2 separate regions of the Homo sapiens genome follow, and region 2 is linked to region 1. The links are chromatin loops, found by intact Hi-C in ENCODE. Cell type or tissue: gastrocnemius medialis. All regions are shown on one strand. Links, peaks and the distances in the headings refer to the core of each region. The heading gives the core; the rest is flanking DNA. Region 1 overlaps GNAL (G protein subunit alpha L). Region 2 holds the start of MIR7153 (microRNA 7153).

The links. A loop is a pair of places that touch in the nucleus more often than their neighbours do. Peaks named below come from ENCODE experiments on the same cell type or tissue, not always from the same donor. Only the 100,000 strongest peaks of a DNase experiment are listed, where the experiment ranks them.
Region 2: it touches region 1 in a loop (15-fold over the local background); 25 of 110 quality-filtered maps call a loop at or near these places.

Annotation. Positions count from the first base shown.
Region 1 is chr18:11,870,329-11,875,704 of GRCh38, reverse strand. GNAL (G protein subunit alpha L) reads right to left here. Exons shown (of 12, transcript NM_182978.4): 10 at 3,307-3,437. Among named protein-coding and RNA genes, the nearest start is that of CHMP1B, 22 kb to the right of the region's middle. RefSeq lists a silencer at 1-114. In gastrocnemius medialis, for the core only: CTCF peaks have their summits at 2,816 and 3,018; a DNase peak (open chromatin) is centred at 3,014; H3K27ac peaks cover 936 bases.
Region 2 is chr18:11,652,925-11,658,300 of GRCh38, reverse strand. It overlaps MIR7153 (microRNA 7153), which reads left to right and starts at 3,360; the gene lies at 3,360-3,416. RefSeq lists a cis regulatory region at 465 and an enhancer at 381-550. In gastrocnemius medialis, for the core only: a CTCF peak has its summit at 2,808 (motif pointing left); no DNase peak of the experiment used is centred there; H3K4me3 peaks cover 560 bases.

The sequences.
Region 1 (5,376 bases), core at 223-5,222:
TACGGGAAGCACGATGCTGGTATCTGCTAGGCTTCTGGGGAGGCCTCAGGAAGCTTCCAATCATGGCAGAAGATGCACAGGGAGTGAGACATCTCACGTGGCCAGGGCAGGAGCGAGAGAGAGATGGGGGAGGTGCTACACCCTGTTAAATGACCTGCTGTTGCAGAACCCATTCACTATCTTGAAAACAGTGTCAAGAGGATGGTGCTAAACCATTCAAAAATGATCCATCCCCAAGATCCAGTCACCTCCCACCAGGCCCCACCTCAAACACTGGGGATTACAATTCCACAAAAGATTTGGTTAGGGACACAGATCTAAATCCTATCACCAGCCTAAGGTATTTTGTTACAGCAGCGCAAGCAAGACAGGCTGGGGTGGGGGAGAAATCCTACTGACCTGCCTGAGCCCCAGAGCTGCCCTCCCTGCAGAGCTGTTGGGAGAGGAAAGCTCGGAGCCTCCAGGCACAGGAGCTGGGCCCTGGCCTCCCTGGGGGCAGCACTGGCAGGGCCTCCATGGACTGCCTCTCAGCTTCCATCAGCCTCCTCTTCTGAGACTCCCCTTCCCTGTTCCTGCTCCCCACTCAGGCATGCGGAGCACCCAGATCACTATGGCCGACCCTCTAGCTCTAGGCCTTTCTGAGGCATTCTCCCCCGGAAGAGTCCACATTCATGTGGTCCTATCATTATTTTCTGTAACCCCACGAAATCTGAGATCTAGGCGACACAGCTGAGTGTTCTTACCACTCTCTGCCTTCTCTGTTGCAGGGTGTGTGAGGCTGTGAGGACACTTACTCACAGATTCATAGAAGGGAGGGTGCAGCACCCAGTGATGGGCAGGGGAGGGCGCAGCACCTGCTGTGGGGGGTGGGTGGGTGCAGCATCCAGTGAGGGAGGGAAGGGTGCAGCAACCGCTGTGGGTCTCTGCCTGGGCTGTGTTCTGGAGTGGCTGGGGAGCGCCCATGTCATTTATCTTGGCGGGGGTGGGGGTCACTGACATACTCTGGAATGCCCAGAGTGTCCGTGTACCATCTGAGGAGTTCTTTTTTTTTTTCTTGAGACTAAGTCTCACTCCGTCACCCAGGCTGGAGTGCTTTTTTTTTGTTTTTTTGAGACGGAGCCTTGTTCTGTCGCCCAGGCTGGAGTGCAGTGGCACGATCTTGGCTCACTGCAACCTCCGCCTCCTGGGTTCAAGTGATTCTCCTGCCTCAGCCTCCCGAGTAGCTGGGACTACAGGCGCACACCACCACGCCCAGCTAATTTACTTTTTAGACATTTACACAAATGCATTCACATGGTGTGTAGTTTTTGCTTTGATTCTTTCTGTCAGCACAATTACTGTGAGTTTAACCCATGCCGTCACATGGACCAACTGTTAGTTCCTTTTAATTGCTAAGTGAGAGTTGACGTTGGAGTTGATGGTGGTCCCAGGCTTCCAGCAGGTGCTGCAGATGCTCAGGGATGGGTGAGTCTCTTGGGAGAGGCAGGGCACAGATGGAGATGACGCATGCTGCTGGGTGAAGAGCAGTCACTGGGCCTGGCACCGAGGCAGCAAGCCAGGGTCCCCTCAGCCCCTGGACGGAAGCCCTTCAGCACCCGCGGCTGGGCAGGTGGCCTTGGCTGTCAGCCAGTGGTGGTGCTTCTCCTTGGTGCTCCTAAGCAGGTAAGGTTGTGTCTCAGAAGGGTGACTTTGGTAGTTCACAGAATGTTCTGGAAAGGTGAGTGACCAGCTACAGGAGGTCAGGCAGGAAGCTGTGGCAGCTGCTGAGACGAGAGGAGTGAGGGCCTGGACCACAGCCATGAGGAGGGAAAGAGGGAAGGGCCTGGGGAGGCAGACCCTGTTGGAAGGACCCCCCGGCCGCCGAGCCACTGCCTGAGCTGAGTGACAGGAGGTGGCAAGAGGCGGTTAGCGGGAGAATTAAAGACCCAGCTTGCTGGGAAACTGGCAATGCCAGCCACAGAAAGCGCAGCAGAAGCCATGCTCTGATGATGTGCCATGGGCAAGCGGCACCCGGCCTCAGTCCTGGAAAGCACATCATCAGGCTGCGGGTAGAGCAAGGCAGTGATGAACTGCAATGAGATTTCCACTTGATTTGGTCTCAGGAAGAGCCTGGACCTTGACCTCACGCTGAGTGACCCTCTGGCGGGTGCGGAGACTGCTGGTGGCTCATGAAAGCAGCTGGGTCTGGTGAGACCACAGGCAGAGCTGGTGCTCAGGCCCATTTCCAATGTCTATTATTTATTCCTATAAGGAAATATGTAGCAGTAGGAATTTTTTTCGGGTCTTTATGACACAGGTGATAGCAGTAGGATTTTGTTGGAAGGCCCCACAAGGGTCAGGATTTTACTATGAATATACTTATATAATGCCTCTCCCATGAGGGAGAAAAGAACATTGAACATAAGGAGCAAAAAAGTTTAATGACAAATGCAAGTTTTCTTTTCCCTCTTCATTGAGGATAAAAAATAAATTTTCCAAATCTTAACTATATTTTCCAGGAAAGTGTCTTTTATTCTGCGTTTTCTAGTTTGGAATTCAAGATGTAAGAAGCGGTGTTATTTCACCTTAAATCACTCCTATGAGCCTCTGGTAGACCTGGTGTTCACTGGAAACTGAAGTGTAAGCGACTGGAAACGGAGTGACCAACTCTTCCTGGTCTACCTTCCCAGCTTTAGCACTGACGGTCCCGTGCCCCGGAAACCCCTCAGTCTCAGGTGGCCTGGGATGGCTGCTGGCCCTGCTGGAAATCCCCAAGGCTGCAGCCACAGCAAGGCTAGAGACAGGAGCAGATAAGCGCGGCTGCTGCCAGCATGGGCTTGGGGACAAAGGGTGCAAGGACTGCCTTGCCTGCATGACTCTACCCGTGTGGCTTTGAACACGCTATCTCTCCTCTCTCAGACTCTCTTTCCACGGGAAAAAATAATAGAAACTACCATGCAGGGTCATCTGAGGGTGAAGTGAGAAGGTCTGTATCAAGGACTAACAAGGCACCTGTCATGTCACACCCAGCCAAAGGCACTAGAGGGAGAGCTCATACCAGCATGACACAGTCACATCCCAAAATGGCTCTTTCTTCTGCTGCACGGTTTCAATGGAAAGTCAAACTCGGAAACATTTACAAATGGGATCCGATTACAAATAGGACCTTGTAACACTCTAATACTTTAGGATATGGGCAGTAGAAAGAAAATTGATTTAAATAAAGTGAATTTCTTTGATTCATCAGAGGTATGTGAATTAGAGTTACAGGACTATTAATAAAACAATTCTATTCCTCAATCATAAGAATGTGTTTTGAAATCTTACCGTCTTCAGGAACAGTATAATTTGCATATTCTGGGAAATAGTCTTCAATTTTTGATTTCCCTGCCAAGACTTTTTCTGCCAGCATATCTTGTTTGTTCAAGAACAAGATGATAGAAATGGTCCGTAACCACCTAAAAAAGGAAAAATAAACATACAAATTTCACATACACTAGTACATGAAAGTGCCTCTAACATAGAAGTTGCTAAATTAAAAGAATACCATCGTCTTCCTAAAAATGTATAGGATTCAAGAAAGTTCAGTACACCAGTATCCTCATTCCATCTGTAAAGAATGATAAACAAATATAGGTACAGGTTGAGCATCCCTAATCCAAAAACACAAAATCCAAAATGCTTCAAAATCCAAAACTTTTTCAGCACTGACATGATGCTCGAAGGAAATGCTTGTCGGAGCATTTGACACTTTGCATTTTCATATTAGGGATGCTGGACTAGTAAGTATAATGCAACTATTCCAAAAAACAACAACAACAAGAAATCTTAAACACTTTTGGTCCCAAGCATTTCGGATAAGGGATACTCAATCTGTAGTTAAGCACTTTCTAATTCAGTCCCATGGGGGATATAGATTTATTGGAACCAAAGCTAAGATTTACTTATGTAATGAGTTCACTTGAATTTCTGTGGTGTAATTTACCAATAAAAGGTCGGAAAACTCACATTAGAAGTGAAAGTGTTAACAACAACAAAGTAATATATGACTCATTAGCTAATAACACAGAGCTTAACATGCAGCTGGCTTGGTTCTTCTTCCGCCTCCATCACTTCAAAGGAATCAAGCTAACTGATTAGTCTACAGGAATCTTACTATCAATTAATAACACAATTTGGCCACGTGTGGTGGCTCACGCCTGTAATCCCAGCACTTTGTGGGGCAGAGGTGGGCAGATCACGAGGTCAGGAGTTCGAGACCAGCCTGACCAACACTGTGAAACCCTGTCTCTACTAAAAATACAAAAAGTAGCTGGGCGTGGTGGCACGTGCCTGCAGTCCCAGCTACTCGGGAGGCTGAGGCAGGAGAATCGCTTGAACTGGGGAGGTGGAGGTTGTGGTGAGCTGAGATTGCACCACTGCACTCCAGCCTGGGGGACAGAGCGAGACTCTGTCTCAAAAAAAAAAAAAAAGAAAGAAAAACCCACACACACAATCCACTTTCCCGTCAAATGGAAATAGCTTACCTGCTTCTTCTAGTAATAAAATATATAACCTTTGTAAAAACAAATCTTATAGAAAAACATACAGAAAAAAATCAAATGTAATTATACCCAGAAACAATTACTACAGAAATTTTATGTTTTCATGCCCAAGTTTTTTTCTGTCCTCACACATACTTAAAAACGAGATCATAGTGTTTTAAAATCAGCTTTTTCCTATAAGAAGATTGTGGTCATTTTCCCACTTACACATATAGTGTTTATAAATAAATTCATAATAACTCTATAGTATCCTTCTGTATACCTGGTATTTCCTGACCCTGTTTCTTTCCTATTAACAGTCTTATTACCACAAATTTGAGGATGGTTGTTGAACATTTCATACAAAAACACTTTTCTGATAATCCAAAACTTTTATAAGGTAAACTTATGTTTCCTCTCCTCCTTGGTAATATTTCTTCCAAAATATTTCAGAAGAAACTTTGATTTCTAACTATATATGTATGTATTGTGTGTGTGCGCGCTAAATATTCCTTTCTGAAATAATCACTTCTGCCAATCTGCAATGCTAGTAGTTTCAAACATGATTATGTGGTGATTGTGAGCTGTAAGGGATCTTAGAGATCATCTAGTTATTAGTGGATGTCCTAAACTGGTACTTTATTTATTTTCAAAATTAAAAAAATTTTTTTTTTTACTTTTTGAGACAGAGTCTCACTCTGTTGCCCAGGCTGGAGTTCAGTGGTGCGATCTCAGCTCGCTGCAACCTCCACCTCCCGGGTTCAAGCGATTCTCCTGCCTCAGCCTCCCGAGTAGCTGGGATTACAGGCGCCCACCACCACTCCTGGCTAATTTTTGTAGTTTTAGTAGAGACGGGGTTTCGCCATATTGGCCA
Region 2 (5,376 bases), core at 164-5,163, 220 kb after region 1:
CACAAATGACTTTCCCATGGAAGAACCATTTTGTGAAGTGGGATGAGCTTGTGTTGGGGGGAGGCTGACTCTGCACTGGTTTTGGGACCTTCTGAGGTTGAGGCAATGTGAGACCTTCACACGGGGATGTGCAGTTGGGAGTTGATCTGGAGGGCTGGAATTCAGAGCAGAGATTGGGTCGAGAGACGGAAATTTGGCATTGTGAACATGTTTGAAGCCATGGGAGTGGGTGAGACCTTTGAAGAGAGATCACAGAGTGAGAACTGAAGTGAGTTGAAAGCAGGATTTTGATAAATTCCAATGTTCAAACTAGGCTTGGAGAAGGAGCAGGAGCTCTGAAAGGAAACTCAGAAAATGTGGCCAGAGGGTCAGAGGGTAAACAGAGAGTGGTTCCTCAGGAAGCCGGGGAGTGGGTGTTTCAAGAAGCTTAGCGGTGTGCAAGGCTTCCAAGAGCCATGAAGAAACTGAGCAAGATGGCAGGCTTATCATCACGCAAGCCTCTGCTGGCCTAAAGGAGAGTGTTTTAGTGGCTGGATGTCCGACTGGGGGGTGCTGAGGAGTGGGGCTGAGGAAGAGTGGACGGACGGATGGCCAGATGAATCAAAACAAAGCTCCGGTGGGAAGAGAGAGCAAGGAGCTGGAGGGGACCAAATCCTGGGGGGGGGGCTCCCAGGGGCAAAGGAGAGCAGGCACGGATGCCAATGGAGAGGCATTTTGTGAGAAAAGGCTGAGGTTTTATGAGAAAGAGGGAAAAAGGGAGTGGAGTGCCTGAGGAGGCTGGGTGGGCCAGGGCTACTCGGAAGCATCTAGAGAAGTGCTGCCTTTTGATAGGAAGAAAGGGCTCTCGTTTTAGTTTTAAAAAAAAAAAGATGCAGTGAGTGGCATTGCTGCGCACAGGCTCTGGTGAAATGGCGTCAGGATGCGTCAGAATTCCTCACCGGCGTCTTCAGATTTTCTCTGAAGTATTTGAGATAAGATCATCTTCCATAGGGTGGCAGCAACAGTGGGAGGTTTGAGGGAAATGGAAACTGCAAGAAATTGTTACTGTGTGGAGGTGCTGGGGAAGCAGGCATTCGGAGACCTTTATTAGGTTTCATGATATGAAGATGACACAGGAGAGCTCATCAGCTCCAAAGTATTTACAATCGAATTTCCTAAAGAAGTGGACTGGCTGCACAGATTGTGGTCGCTGTCCTTCATGCTTGTGCTGGTATTTAGAGCACAGTGTCTCTGTCTTACCCCCCAAAGCAGCTCTGGACTCAATGTCTAATGAGCATCTGAGATGGCACCCCACCTTTTTAGTTTTGCTGTTTAAAAATAGTTTCACAAATGACTTTCCTCTGCTAGGGAGCAAATGTCAAAACACTTTCTGAGAACTCCCATGACCTGACTGTTGAAGTGACAAAGCCTATATCCCTTAGAACAAAGTAAATTCTGGTGCTTCTTTTTTGGTGTCTGTTTTGTATTGTATCTATTTTTTAGAGATGGGGTCTTTCCATGTTGCCCAGGCTAGAGTGCAGGGGGGGCATGATCATAGCTCATTTTAGCCTCCAACTCCTGCACTCAAGTGATCCTCGCACCTCAGCCTCCCGAGTAGTTGGGCCTACAGGTGGTGCCACCACACCAAGCTCTGTCTGTTGATTGGGATGCAGCTAGGGTGGGGTGAGTGGTAGAGGTAGATTCATTGGCACAGGAAGGCCCCCACACACATGAGACCAGAGGAACTGGCTCCATCCCTGTGTCTGACTTGCCTTTGTTGTAGAAGCAATGGTCCAGCTCCCAGGTCTAGAGGCTTGAGTTTGTTAAAATGTGCTGGACATCCAGACAAATCAGACACTTTTTATGGAAAGCTATATAAAGGACACCATCCTTCCTAACAATACCACAGAGATTCAAGGGATTCAAAAATCGAGAATGAAATCCGTTCCAAAGCACGATACTGATGGCCTAATTTTGGCTTATGTCCTGCTGAGTTACCCCCAGTAGTGGGCCTGAGCCCCTTGGGGGAGGGACAAAGTAAAAGGTGGGTTGGTTGGGGAGAAGTGTTGACCTGGAAGTTGTAGCTGAACTTCAGTAAACTCTTTTATGAGGGGTATAAGCTTTGCACCCTGATTACGTACTAGAAAGATAATTGCTATTCAAACTTAAAAATGGCTACATGTACTATCTTGGTTTCCAGTGCTCCACAATCTGGTTGGAGTCCCATCTATTCTTTCATGCTTAGTTGGAATCTTCTTCCCTAGCTATATTGATTAAATAGGGATGAATCACGCCCTTAACCACGCTCAGAGCACTCCTGAGATAGTATCTTCTTTCCCCTTTGTTATCAGTTCCTCAAAGACAGGAGGATGTCTCTTATGTGTTTATATTCCCAGGGTTTCATACTTAGTACTTTTTTGATGTGCTTACCTCTTTGAAGTTTTAGGGAACTTGCTCAATAATAAAGACTAGACATTGAATTTGCTGTCGAGATGTTCAAAGCTGAGGCTTTTTTTTTTCTTTTGCTGTGATTCCAGAAAATCCTGTCTTCCATCTGTGTTTGGGAGGCAACTGAGCGGTCTCGCCTGGCAGTTTCCTGTTGGGCTTGTTTCTTCAGCGGACCCAGGTCTGGTGTTCCTTCTCTGTCCCTCACCACGACCTCTCTACTATTGAACTTATAAAAGGGGAGATAAGGAGTGTAAACCATTTAGAAAACATATGTTTGATATTTATAGCTACAGAAGATATTTAAGGTGTGATTGATCACACGTGAATTTCCTTCCAAACAACAAACCGAGCTGGGAAAACACTCAGTGGTGTAGACCGCCCCCTGCTGGCCTCGTTCCGAACCCCAGAGCGCGCCGGTGCCATCCCGTCGCGTTGCCGCAGGGAGGGGAGGAGTACCGTGCCCACACCTAGGAATGTATCTTCGTGGAAACCCCATGGCACAGGGTGTTGTGTCCTTTGGAGCCCCTCCTCGCAGCTGTGAGCTATTTACTAATAGCTATCACGTGGGGAGGTTGTGTTGCTTTAAAAATGGAATGATATTTCTGCTTTACAGTTTTCCTAAATCTGGGCATCTAGTGAAGCTGTCCTTCGGGAATTCACGCTCCAGCTGGAAGCCAAAGGGGGAGGGCTGTGTTCTCTGAGGGAGTTGGAGGTCACCCCGTGCTGGCGAAAGGTCTGGGAGTGGAGCTCAGGAGGTCTGCCTTTGACTCCGGCCTCCTTCTCCAAACTGGGGGTTTCCTTGTCAATGGAGTGGTTTGACTAGGTGATTTCTAAGGACCCTTCAGCTGTGTCATGGTGGGCAGCACCGTCCTGCCTTCCTGGAGCTTACATTCCAGCTAGCGTGTTTACTCGAGCTCCTGTGCTCGGTGTGGTGAGAACTGACAAATGTGGTAGGTGGTCGAAGTCATCCACACCATGGACGGTTTACCACTTCTGTGACCGGACCCTGAAGTCGGGATTTGCTGGGAAGCACACAGGTGCACCCATCTCCTTCCAGGTCACTGCCCCAGTCAATTCGTGCTGGCTGAGGCCGTCTGCGCATCCAGCACTCCTTGGTAATTCTTGTATGTCTTCATTCCGCTTTTCCTGCATTAAGCATGGAAGCTCTTTCCAAACTTCTTGGTACCCGGGTCCTTTGATCCTCCTGCCCCTGCTGCTTACTCTCTTAGCAGAAAACCCTACCTCCCTCCTGCAGAAAAGACGCTGTCTGAATTGCTAGCCTTCCCCTCACTACTGGCTGGCTCTCATCAGTGTTGAATTTACCTTTGCCCCAACCAAAAAGCCAAAATACTGGATGCTGCATTTGCCACCTGCATTCCATATCTCATATCTTTCCTTCCCTTCACAGTCAAATTTCTTGAAAGCAGTGTCTACATCCACTGTCTTCCTTTCTTGCCTCGACTTGTTCCCGAAGCCACTGCAGGCTGGCTGACTTCCTCATCTCCACTCCACCGAAACGGCATCATTTCAAGGTCCCCCAGTACCTGCATGTTGCTGAAGCCAGTGGGCACCTAACACTTTTTGTTTGGGGCACTAGACCATTCCCCATGCTCTCGATCAATGCTCCTGGTTTCCCCCTTCATTTCAGCTGCTTATTTCCTGTGGTAAGGGTCCTGCTTGCTTTTTGTCTTCCTTTGCGTTCTTTCCCAGATGTTTTTCGGTTTTGCTCCCCATCCTGCCACCACGGGAGCAGAAGAGGCAGGTGCAGGGATGCAGAAGCACAGCAGGGAGGTGCTTTAGACGGGTTGGCTAGAAGGCCTGTGGAAGAGGGCATTTGGCCTTGCTCATTTCAGAATTCCTGCGAAGAGAGCACAGGGGCAAGGGCCTTCCCTAGATTACAAATGGAAATGAAGCACAAGCTTGAGTGCCAGAGCAGCATCAGCTGCTGTGTGGCGTGGGAAGGGACCCCGACGTCCTAGGGATGCAGGGTAGATCTGAGCTACTTGCTGGGGAGCTTGCCCTAGAAGTCTGCCAAGGTGGGGTTGGAGGGGCCCTGCAGATGAGAGCGGCCAGGTGAGCTGCCTGGACTGGGGGCAGGTGGGATTGCAATGTAACAAGTGGACGCCAAGAGGCCCCACCGCACAGCAGGAGCTGAGGTGGGGTTCGCCAGCAGTGGGAGACAGCCAGGCTCTTTGGGAGGGATGCCCGTACTAAAGGGAAAGTCACATTTCTCAGCTGGATTCCATTTCACTCTCACTTAAGTGGAACCAGCCAATGTGCACCCAGGACAGGATCCAAGGTGGGGACCCATGGAAGGAGCACAGGCCTCCAGCGCTGCGAAGGCATGGGCACCACTCCAGGCCCACATCCTCTTGGAGAAGAGCAAGAGAGTGGAAGAAGCAGGAAACGTTATTTACCCGCCTCAGAAGTCACCCAAGAGCTCGTGAAATTGGGCAGGGACTGTGGTAACATAAAGTTTCAAGTTCAAAGTTTATGTGTCCTTCCTTACTCCCGGTGGAGTGGGCTCATGAGAATATCCAAGTGTTTATAAAGGATAAAGAACCCACATTTTCTTTGCACATCTGGCTGGAAAGTGAGAAATGTATAAATTTTTGAAGAAACTGAAGGGACTGTCATACATCTGTAATAATGATACACGTAAAGTCTGTGGAATAACATGAAAAATCTGTAAGATGTACCATTAAGCGAGCAAAGAATAAAACTTGTGTGTTTGATTTTAACCGTGTAAAATCAAATACTTTTGAGTAAAACCTGGAAAAAACGTGAGGAAAATAAAACCAACTATCACTGTGGTAGGAGTGTAGGTGGATTTTTAAAAAATCCTCTCGTCTTATTTATTAAGAATAAAATAAGGTTGTTAATTCATTTTTTTGATTGTGGTATACTTTAAATTTCTTTCCTGGTGGTGCAGTGTACCCCACTTTTTTT